Linked DNA regions of Homo sapiens: region 2 is linked to region 1. A link is a contact called in ENCODE Hi-C or POLR2A ChIA-PET data. All regions are on one chromosome and are shown on one strand. The core of a region is the stretch at or near the end of the contact, and the rest is flanking DNA. Distances in the headings are between cores, read along the strand shown. Region 1 holds the start of DHX40 (DEAH-box helicase 40). Region 2 holds the start of RNFT1 (ring finger protein, transmembrane 1).

Region 1 (5,255 bases), core at 789-3,288:
GCCAAAACTTTTTAATTGGCTTTTGTGATTCTAACTCTGGAATCACATCAACCCATCGTCTCATAAAATAGAATCAGTGTTCCAATGAGCTGAGCAGAGGAGGCTGATTGTATAGACAGAAAAGGGCTGAGGAAAGCAGAAACAGAAAACAAAAAGCAGATTGCTCATTTCAAAGTTACTTTTCTTGTCAAAGTTAAAGCAGAGGAAACTTCTTGATGCTCCTAAAACTGGTCTGTTTGGGGATTTGGCTATTATCTCTTTCTCCTGATTTCTCAGTAGATGAAAAATTTAGTTTCTAGACTTGGTGGCGTGGAACTTCAGTATGAGTAACTCCATTTTGGTTTGGTCTGTTGGGTCTAGTGCGGGGGATCAGTCCAAACCAAAGGCCTCCTATTAACTTTACTTAACGTATTTTAAAGGTAATTTGTTAGTTGGCTTGCGCTGGCAAAGTCAGGGGATAAATATTTACCTGATAATGCTCTAGAGAAAGAACCAAGAAGTACTAATGGCAGCAACAGATATCACATATCTCTTACCCCTCAAAATTATTTCAGTATCCAATGGTTAATAGTCTACTGCTAGACAACTTTATTCTATAAAATGGAATATCTAGATGTAATTCTATTTGAGATTATTATGGTAATTAAAAATGGGAAAATTTGCCATCCCAACTAATTCTTGAACCTGAAATAGACCATAAAGAAGCAAAGGAGACATAGGGGAAGGGGGTGTGCCAAGAGAAGCGGGACTATAAAGCAAATACTGGGCAATCATGGAGTACAGAAGTCCTACTGGCCTTTAAAAAGAGGATATTTTTAAAATATTTCCAATTATTACAACAGAAAAAAATCACCTGCTTCATATAGATATTTTGGGAGTTGAGTTGTTTTACCACTTCCTGTATTTCCAGTAACAATAAGGAATGAATTGTCCCTCACAGCTTGAATAATCTTTTTTCTTTGTTTCTGAATAGGAAAAGTTGGAGTAGTTCCTCCCTCCTGGGACGTGCATCCTTTCTCTTCTGTAATAACAGAAAAACAAGTCAATTAAAAGACTTGTAAAGATATCTCTGACTCAATTTCTCATGACTAAAACCAGAAAGGCAATAGAATTTTAGGGCTGGACGGGATCATCCATGACTTCTCAGTTAAATCGCTCATGTAAGTGAGCGTTAATGAGCGCAATTTGTAAGTGAGGGTTAATGAGCCCAGAACAACTTTTTGGTGAAATCCAGCAACTTGAGCATTTGTTCACGCATAACTCAAAGTACTTTTCAAAGCAAGTATAGCTCAAGGCAACGTATACACATGCATACTTACACAGAAGCACAAAACTCAATTTTATTTAACAATAGACCAAAAACTGGAACACAGCAGAAAATTCTCAGCTGGATTAGAAGCCACCTGTGTTTGCTTCTGATTCATGGTTCAAGTTAGGTCCCTGTTCAGAGCGACTGATATCCCAGAAGGCCAAGTGGTGGGTAACCATGGAAACTGGCTCCTGGAAACTGGCTCCCTTCATACTGTACCCAAAGGCAGGCTGGCGGCCCGACGAAGGGTGGGGGGGATGAATGGGTAGAGAACAAAGGGTCTATGAGCCTGTTTAAGAACAGAATGCATTTCGGGCGTTGGGGTTCACTTTTTCGCCCCCCAGTAAGGTTTTCGCCTAACTTGAATCTGGGACCGCCCCCCTCTAAGGCAAAGTGCTCATTGGACGCAAAGTTCGCCTCGGGCTTGGAAAGCCAGGAGAACGCCACGGCTTCCTCACTACTCTTCTCAGCCTGCCAAAGGCGTACTTTCATCCCCCCACCAAAACCCCCACGCCGTAACTCCCGCTGGCTTCCGTACCGTCCCGCGGACCGCACCTCTATCGGCGATGCAAACAGCCGAGAGCCGCTCTTCCTGGAGGTCTCTTGACCGCTCACCCTCCTCCTGCCGCCTTGGCGCCCTGCCCGCGACTGCGGGAAACCGGGACATAGACCTGGCCCCGAGTGGAGGCGAGCACGTCCACCGATCTGAGGAGATGGGAGGGGAAAGACGAGGACGCGCCCTGATGACGTAGAGGTGTTTACTTCCGCGCGTGCGACTTGTAGCAAGGGGAGGGGGAGCTGCTCGATGACGTGGTACGGGGCGGCCGGACCTCGAGCCGAGGCTCCACCCCCCAGGGATTTCCCGCCAACTGCCACGTGCGCTTCGCCTTGGGCGGCTGAGCCATACCTGAGGGCCCGAAGACCCCCTCTTGTTTCGCCTCTCCGGCGCCGAAGGTCGCGACGACACCTCTTTTCAACGCCACAGTGGTCTCTGCAGGCTATTCTGCCTTCACACACTTGACACGATGTAACCCTCTGCCCGGAGCTGGAACCATGATCCCAGAGTGCTGCGTTCCTCAACTCATTCTCACCTTTCCTAATCTGATATGACCTGTCCAAGGCACACAGCTACTGAGTTGTGGAGCCGAACTTTTAGTTATGTTATTATCAAAACTTAGGTCACCAAGGCTGTTCATTTCCCTCATAGGACCCTGCATTTTAATTTATTTGCATGTTTCCTCTTCTGCCCAGCTAGATTGTAAAGCCCCCCCCCACAAGAGTCGAAATATTAAAACACTGCTACATCCAGGGCCCAGCACAGTGATTCAAGGTGGGCTGTCAATATTTGTTGACTTTGCTGGAATGGAGGAATAATAATTGACTTCCTTAGGAATTAAGCTCATTTTTGATAGAGGTGCATTCCTTGGAAACCACAGTAGCTGAAAAGTTCAACAGATACACAGCATCTGAGGCAGGGCAACTTTTTCAGAAAAGGTACTTTGGGGGCAGGTCTTTCTGGTCTAGAGCCTGCCAATTTTTAAATTAGTGTCAACTGTAACAAAATCATTGCAATGTGAACAAGATTGTTTGTTGGACTCCTCAATTGTTCCTGCTGTTAGAATTAGCCAACACTTACTACCAAAGAAGACAACTCAAAACTGTCACTTCACCATCACCTAAAGACCCTCTTGTCTGACCAGGCTTCAAAAGATGTACCATAAGGTTGTTGGGCCCCCAGATTTTTCTGTGCTCATTTGAAGTGAAGTCATGGCCATGCATGGTGGCTCATGCCTGTAATGCCAGCACCTTGGGGGGCCAGGACAGATGAATCACTTGAGATCAGGAGTTCGAGACCGGCCTGGCCAATATGGTGAAACCCCGTCTCTATTAAAAATAAAAAAATAAAAAAAATTAGCCGGGTGTGGTAGCACGCGCCTATAATCCCAGCTACTCGGGAGGCTGAGGCAGGAGAATCGCTTGAACCTAGGAGGCAGGGGTTGCAGTGAGCCAAGATCATGCCACTGCACTCCAGCCTGGGCAACAGAGCGAGATTCCACCTCAAAAAATAAAGTGAACTCATACCAACTGCTTTTAAATGGAACTGATCAACACTTCTTAAAATGCAAGCTCATCAGATTTTGAATGATACCAAATAAGTTGGAACTTTGTAACAACTTTATATCTCAAAACCTGGGTATGAGAGGAAGCAATCTGGTAAATAGGAGAACATTCCAGGTTTCTCTCTTTCATTAGGAGCATCTCCCAGCCTTCTGGATCATGTTAGGAATTCAAAATATTATAGAAACAGAAAGCAAAATGGCAAAAATACATTTGTGGTACAGGCAAGGTATTGGTAATCTCAGTATTTCAGTATAGGGCATCTCTATCAGTGATATAATAAAGTCACTTTCTAAAAATCATCATTTCAGACCAATGATGATTACCACTTAGCTCATAGTAGTCAAATCTTTCTGATACAGTTGACCCTTGAACAATACTGGTTTGAACTTCGCAGGTCCACTTGTAGGCAGATTTTTTCTTCTGCACCTGCTAAGCTGGAGATAGCAAGATCAACCCTTTGTCTTCCTCCTCCTTCTCTTCAGCCTACTGAACAGGATGGAAACCTTTATGATGATCCACTTAAACTTAATGAATAGTAAATATATTTTCTCTTATGATTTTCTTAATGTTTTATTTTCTCTAGCTTGCTTTAAGAATACAGTATATAATACATATACAAAATACGTATTAATTAACTGTTTATGTTATTGGTAAGGCTTCCAGGCAATAGTTGGTATTAACAGTTAAGCTCTGGGGAGTCAAGTAATACAGATTTTGGCCCAATGCAGTGGCTCACACCTGTAATCCTAGCACTTTGGGAGGCCAAGGTGGGCAGATTGCCTGAGTTCAGGAGTTCAAGACCAGCCTGGGCAACATGGCAAAACCCCATCTCTCCTAAAAATACAAAAAAATTAGCTGGGTGTGGTGGTGCGTGCCTGTAGTCCTAGCTATTCGGGAGGCTGAGGCAGAAGAACCACTTGAACCTGGGAGGCGGAAGTTGGGGTGAGCCAAGATCGCGCCACTGCACTCCAGCCTGGGTGACAGCGAGACTCTGTCTCCAAGAAAAAAAAAGAAAAGAGTTATATGCAGATTTTTACAGTGCAAAAGGCTCGTGCTCCTAACCCCACCTTGTTCAGGTTTCAACTGTAAATTATTTCCTCTATTTTTCACAAAAACTCATACAGTTAGGTTATTACTATCCCTAATTTTTGTGTTAGAAACTTGCCTGTGGTGACAAAACAAAGAACTAAGAGGGCCAAGATTCAAAGTCACACTAATAACCACTAAACTGCATTGGGAGATGGAAGTATTTAGATTTTGGTACCAAAATAATGTATTTTCTTCCAATGTTTGTAACTCTAATAGAACTGACCCCATTCTTGTATGAGAACCACCTATTGAGAGTATAGAATATAAAACCTGCAAGCAAAGAATGAAGAAAAATAAAAGTGAAAAATTCAAGTGATGTTTAACATTGTTCATTTTATAACCAAGGACATTTAAAGCATGTTACCATGATAACCATGTGCTTGGGGCTATTCTAAATTAGAAGATCAACAATTATTTCCTACCCAGTGAGTTTACAAATTACAATGACAAACAAAACTCAAGTACAGAGTAAAAATAGAAAATAAATGGGTTGAATCTGGGAAGAAAGGTCAGTGTCCCTAACGACATTGAATCTATTTCTTATCTTTGGGTTACATTAAAAACCTGAGACCAGGCCTGTAATCCCAGGACTTTGGGAGACTGAGGTGGCCAGATCACCTGAGGTTGAGAGTTTGAGACCAGCCTGGCCAACATGGTGAAACCCCATCTCTACTAAAAATACAAAAAATTAGCCTAGGGTGGTAGTAGCCACCTGTAATCCCGGCTACTTAGGAGG
Region 2 (5,255 bases), core at 860-3,359, 400 kb before region 1:
GCTGGGACTACAGGCCCTTGCCACAGTGCCCAGCTAATTTTAACATTTTTTTCTAGAGACAGGGTCTCTCTATGTTGTCCAGTCTGCTCTCGATCTCTTGGGCTCAAGCGACCTTTTCACCTCAGCCTCCCAAAGTGCTAGGATTATAGGAATGAACCGTAGTATCTGGCCAAGATGAGAATTTAAACACTACATTTGGTATTCTAAATTTACAAATGTACCAAATGTACTAAAATTATCAGTGTACTAATACATATTGGTGCTGCATTGTGGCTGTGGCTGAATTATGTTATATTCTGTTTTTTTTCCTGTTTCCTAAATGTTCACACATTTTGAAGTTTAAAAATATCCACGACATAGTTGAAATGTTAGAATACTTACACATATCTCCTCGGAAAATTCACTATAGTCTGGAGCCTGGCTCTCACCCTTACTGAACCAGAAATCTGTCAGAAAGATTTAAATTAGTAAGCACAGAGAGACTTAAGTATGCCTTCTACCACCGCCGACCACCCCTACCCCCACCCCCAACAAAAAAAGAAAGCCAATGTGTTTTTTTTTGAGGTGGGGGTCTCCTTCTGCCGCCCAGGCTGGAGTGCAGTGGCACGATTTCAGCTCACTGCAACCTCCGCCACCTGGGTTCAAGGGATTCTCCTGCCTCAGCCTCCCGAGTAGCTGGGATTACAGGCGCCCGCCACCAAGCCCGGGTGATTTTTGTATTTTTAGTAGAGACAGGGTTTCGCCATGTTGGCCAGGCTGGTCTCAAACTCCTGACCTCAAGTGATCCTCCCGCCTCGGCCTTCCAAAGCGCTGGGATTACAGGGGTGAGCCACCACGCCAGGCCTAAACCTTTTTTTTTTTAGACGGAGTGTCGCTCTGTTGCCAGGCTGGAGTGCAGTGGCTAATCCCGGCTCACTGCAACCTCCGCCTCCCGGGTTCAAGCGATTCTCCTGCCTCAGCTTCCCGAGTAGCTGAGATTACAGGCACGCACCACCACACCCGGCTAATTTTTGTATTTTTAGTAGAGACGGGGTTTCACCATATTGGCCAGGATGTGGCCACGATCTCTTGACCTTGTGATCCACCCGCCTTGGCCTCCCAAAGTGCTGGGATTACAGGTGTGAGCTACCACTCCCCTCCTCAGCTTCGTTTTCTTAATGACCTTTTAATTTTAGAACAGTTTTAGATTAACAGAATTTATTTTATTTATTTATTTTTTGAGACCGAGTCTCACTCACTCTGTTGCCCAGGCTGGAGTGCAGTGGCACGATCTTGGCTCACTACAAACTCCACCTCCCGGGTTCAAGTGATTCTCGTATGCCTCAGCTTCCCGAGTATCTGTAGCGGGGATTACAAGTGTGAGCCAACGCCCCCGGCTAATTTTTGTAGTTTTAATAGAGACGGGTTTCACCATGTTGGCCAGGCTGGTCTCTACCTCCTGAGCTCAAGTGACCCGCCCGCCTCGGCCTCCCAAAATACTGGGATTACAGGTGTGAGCCACTGCGCCCGACCTAAACTTCGTTTTCTTAATAACCTTTTAATTTTAGAACAGTTTTAGATTAACATAATTATTTTGAGGGCAGTAGGGTCCTCTATACCCCACGCAAGACAGGTTTTTCAACTCTAACTTCTACTTCCACCCCACGCAGACTCTCCGCACCTCTCTCCTCTCATCTCGGGTTCTGACAAGGCCTGATCCTCACAGCCCAAATTCACGATTGTGAGGAAAGGTCAGCTCAGACCAAACGTCACCGCCCAGACAGACACAACTAGGTCAGGCGTCAAGCTCGCGGACATCCGAGCCCGGAAACCCTAACACTCCTCCAGGGGTAGGTTCTCCAAGCCTGAACATTTTTAACCTCAAAACGCCCAGGATCTCGGAGGCGTGTGGTGGATGCCACATAAATACATAACACATAACAACGACTTATTATTTAGCGCCAGGCCTGAAGGCCGTTCTCAGGCGCAGCTCGCTTGTTCTCGCTGCCAAAACACCCCGGCAGCCGTGAGCTCTCCACTCGGCGCGGTGCGGGGGCGGGGCTAGGAGGTGGAGCCGGGGCAGGGCGCGCGCGCGCGCGTGAGAACGTCCGGGGAGCGCGCGCGCCGCCGCCGTTGCCGCCGGGCTGAGAGAAGAGCTTGCGGGGTTTGCGGTTGATGGCCCCGACTGAAGGGCTGGAGGCGGTGTATGCCGCTGTTCTTGCTGTCGCTCCCGACACCTCCGTCCGCTTCTGGTCATGAGAGGTTAGGCCTGGGGGAAGCGGGCAGAGGAGGAGGCGGCGAGGGGCCGCGGCGCAGGGGGCTCTGGGGAGAATAGGCACTCGAGGCTCGGACGTGGGTGGAGAACTCTGCCCTCGGAGATTCCGGAAGAGTTGTGTTGAATTTTCTTCCCTTTTTTCTCCTCTTTCTTGTCTGTGCATGAAGGAAAGTGGGAGGGTTCTATGTTATTTATAGAAAAGACACTGAAAGCCTGCTGTCCAACGTCGCTCTTCAGTTTTGACGAAATAACACCCGTGGCGTCGGGGCCTCGGTGAAAGCCTTTAGTGAAAAGCACTGAAACCCAAACCGCCAGACACGGTGACTGCACCACTGTTCAGTCCTGGGAGTGAAATAGAATGACACAGAACATTCCCTGACGTTAACTCTAGCCTCCTCCTAGACAAACGGGAAAAGCACGGCAGTGTGGGATAGCCTCTGCGTTTTGTCAGCTGGGATTCCGACTCTGTTCTTCTGTTTCTAGGAGGTCCACACTGGATCATTTATTAGAGAGATCTTTCTCTGCTAGAGTCCTCTTTCCTCACACCCCTCCCTCCGTAATACACACACCACCGACGGTGGCATTTTATTGGGCGGACTGTGTAACTGCTTATTCAGACTAAAGAGTTACCTAGCAATTACGTGGTGACTCTCCAAAGTATCTATGCTTTAAATGTATTTAGGTAACATTCTTTTGCGCGGGGAGGTAATATTATTGGTGGCACCATTAATTATTGGAAACTTTATGAGCTTTGGGAAAGCTGCTTGAGCAGAAAATCTAATTTGTAGGTCACCTAAGTGCAGTGTTTATTATTAGTTACCTATGATGATAATAAGGCATTAAGATTTAATGTTGTTTTTTTTCCTAACATTTCCAACCATTAAAAAATACTGGCTCACTCTTCCTTATGAAACTTCTTTGATGTAGAATCTACATCAGAGATGAAACTGCACCATTTGGGAAAAGTAAATGTACCAGAGTACCCAGTGAGGACTGGTGCTCATTAACATCTGCTGGGTACCCATACTTCATGACTGTTTTGCGGATGCCTTCTGCCATTAGAGAACTGGAAGCATTTGCAGCTCAACTTTTTTTTTTTTGGTGCAAATGTTCCCTAAAAGATCATTTGTGTAGGGCAGCAGAGCCTTGGCATTAAGGGAGAAGGGAGGAGTCCAGTGATAAATAACCTGAAAATTCATCTGTTGTGATTATTTGCTACTCCTTTAGTGAATAAAGGATACCCAGTGAGGAATATACTGCTGGTATTTAACTGCCTGTTTACTTAGAATATCTTTTATTTGATTTTTTAGGAGACAGAGGCCTGAAGCAAAGACATCTGGGTCAGAGAAAAAGTATTTAAGGGCCATGCAAGCCAATCGTAGCCAACTGCACAGTCCTCCAGGAACTGGAAGCAGTGAGGATGCCTCAACCCCTCAGTGTGTCCACACAAGATTGACAGGAGAGGGTTCTTGCCCTCATTCTGGAGATGTTCATATCCAGATAAACTCCATACCTAAAGAATGTGCAGAAAATGCAAGCTCCAGAAATATAAGGTCAGGTGTCCATAGCTGTGCCCATGGATGTGTACACAGTCGCTTACGGGGTCACTCCCACAGTGAAGCAAGGCTGACTGATGATACTGCCGCAGAATCTGGAGATCATGGTAGTAGCTCCTTCTCAGAATTCCGCTATCTCTTCAAGTGGCTGCAAAAAAGTCTTCCATATATTTTGATTCTGAGCGTCAAACTTGTTATGCAGCATATAACAGGTAGGACATAATAAAACATTGACTTGTTTTCATTCCTAAATTCAGTTAATTTTCTTTCATTATTGGTAATCTACTTAATGCATCCAGTTACTTATTTTCTGTGAGCTTTTATTATTGTATATGTTTATTTTTAATTTGTGTCATTGTTAGCTTATATAATCCTCTTTGATTTTTTTTTCTTTCAATTAACTGGAACTTATTTTCTAACAGGAATTTCTCTTGGAATTGGGCTGCTAACAACTTTTATGTATGCAAACAAAAGCATTGTAAATCAGGTTTTTCTAAGAGTAAGTATAACAAGCAACTAAAAAATTATTAACTGTTTCTCTCCATAGATTTTAGAGAAATAATTTTGAGAGAAATAGGAAATAACTTGAAAGAAATAGGAAGTAATAGGATATATTGTAACATCCACGTTATGTTAAATTTGTTATCTAAATCCTGGAATAAATTATCTCTCCTAATGCTGAATTCCTTCACCTTACCTTCTTTGTAAGAAAAAAAAATTGGTTACTGTTAAAGTAGTAAAAAGGATTAAAAGAGTTAGAACACGGTATCTGATCTGATTTGGCAAGTCCCTTCATGTTGTATCAGTTACTTTGACCATAGTAAGTAAGACCATCATCATGAAAAACTTTTAGTGGCTGGGCATGGTGGCTCACACCTGTAATCCCAGCACTTTGGGAGGCCGAGGCGGGCAGATCATGAGGTCAGGAGATTGAGACCATCCTGGCTAACACGGTGAAACCCTGTCTCTACTAAAAATACAAAAAATTAGCTAGGTGTGGTGGCATGTGCCTGTATTCCCAGCTACTCGGGAGGCTGAGGCAGGAGAATCACTTGAACCTGGGAGGTGGAGGTTGCAGTGAGCTGAGATCGCACCACTGCACTCCAGCGTGGGCTACAGAACGAGACTCCATCTCAAAAAAAAAAAAAAAAAAAAAGACCTGGGCCAGGCACAGGGGCTCACGCCTGTCATCCCAACACTCTGGGAGGCCCAGGCAGGCAGATCACCTGAGGTCAGAAGTTTGAGACCAGCCTGGCCAATGTGGTGAAACCCCATGTCTACTAAAAACACAAAAATTAGCTGGGCGTGGTGGCGCTTGCCTGTAGTCCCAGCTACTTGGGAGGCTGAGGCAGGAGAATTGCTTGAACCCGGGAGGCAGAGGTTGCAGTGAGCCAAGATTGTGCCACTGCACTCCAGCCTGGCGACAGAGTGAGACTCCATCTCAA

What was found. Hi-C counts contacts between places; a loop is a spot of excess contacts on that map. ChIA-PET counts read pairs that join two places held with the same protein, here RNA polymerase II (POLR2A). Pooled maps may share reads with other maps.
Region 2: a pooled map shows a loop between it and region 1 (14-fold over the local background). The contact joins the promoter of RNFT1 here to the promoter of DHX40 in region 1. A Hi-C loop is called at or near these places in 2 of 37 single-sample maps with no recorded cell type and 10 of 50 pooled maps. POLR2A ChIA-PET finds 5 or more read pairs at or near these places in 6 of 52 experiments (CD4-positive, alpha-beta T cell, CD4-positive, alpha-beta memory T cell, T-cell and 3 more).

What each region holds. Positions count from the first base shown.
Region 1 is chr17:59,562,393-59,567,647 of GRCh38, reverse strand. It overlaps DHX40 (DEAH-box helicase 40), which reads right to left and starts at 2,038. Exons shown (of 18, transcript NM_024612.5): 1 at 1,865-2,038; 2 at 854-1,021. The coding sequence starts at 1,976. RefSeq lists a silencer at 1,400-1,529 and enhancers at 1,940-2,199, 1,815-2,357.
Region 2 is chr17:59,961,594-59,966,848 of GRCh38, reverse strand. It overlaps RNFT1 (ring finger protein, transmembrane 1), which reads left to right and starts at 2,109. Exons shown (of 9, transcript NM_016125.4): 1 at 2,109-2,241; 2 at 3,565-4,022; 3 at 4,233-4,309. The coding sequence starts at 2,186. It overlaps RNFT1-DT (RNFT1 divergent transcript), which reads right to left and starts at 1,753. Exons shown (of 4, transcript NR_110815.1): 1 at 1,661-1,753; 2 at 382-446. It also overlaps the pseudogene TBC1D3P1-DHX40P1. RefSeq lists an enhancer at 1,739-2,008 and a silencer at 2,039-2,168.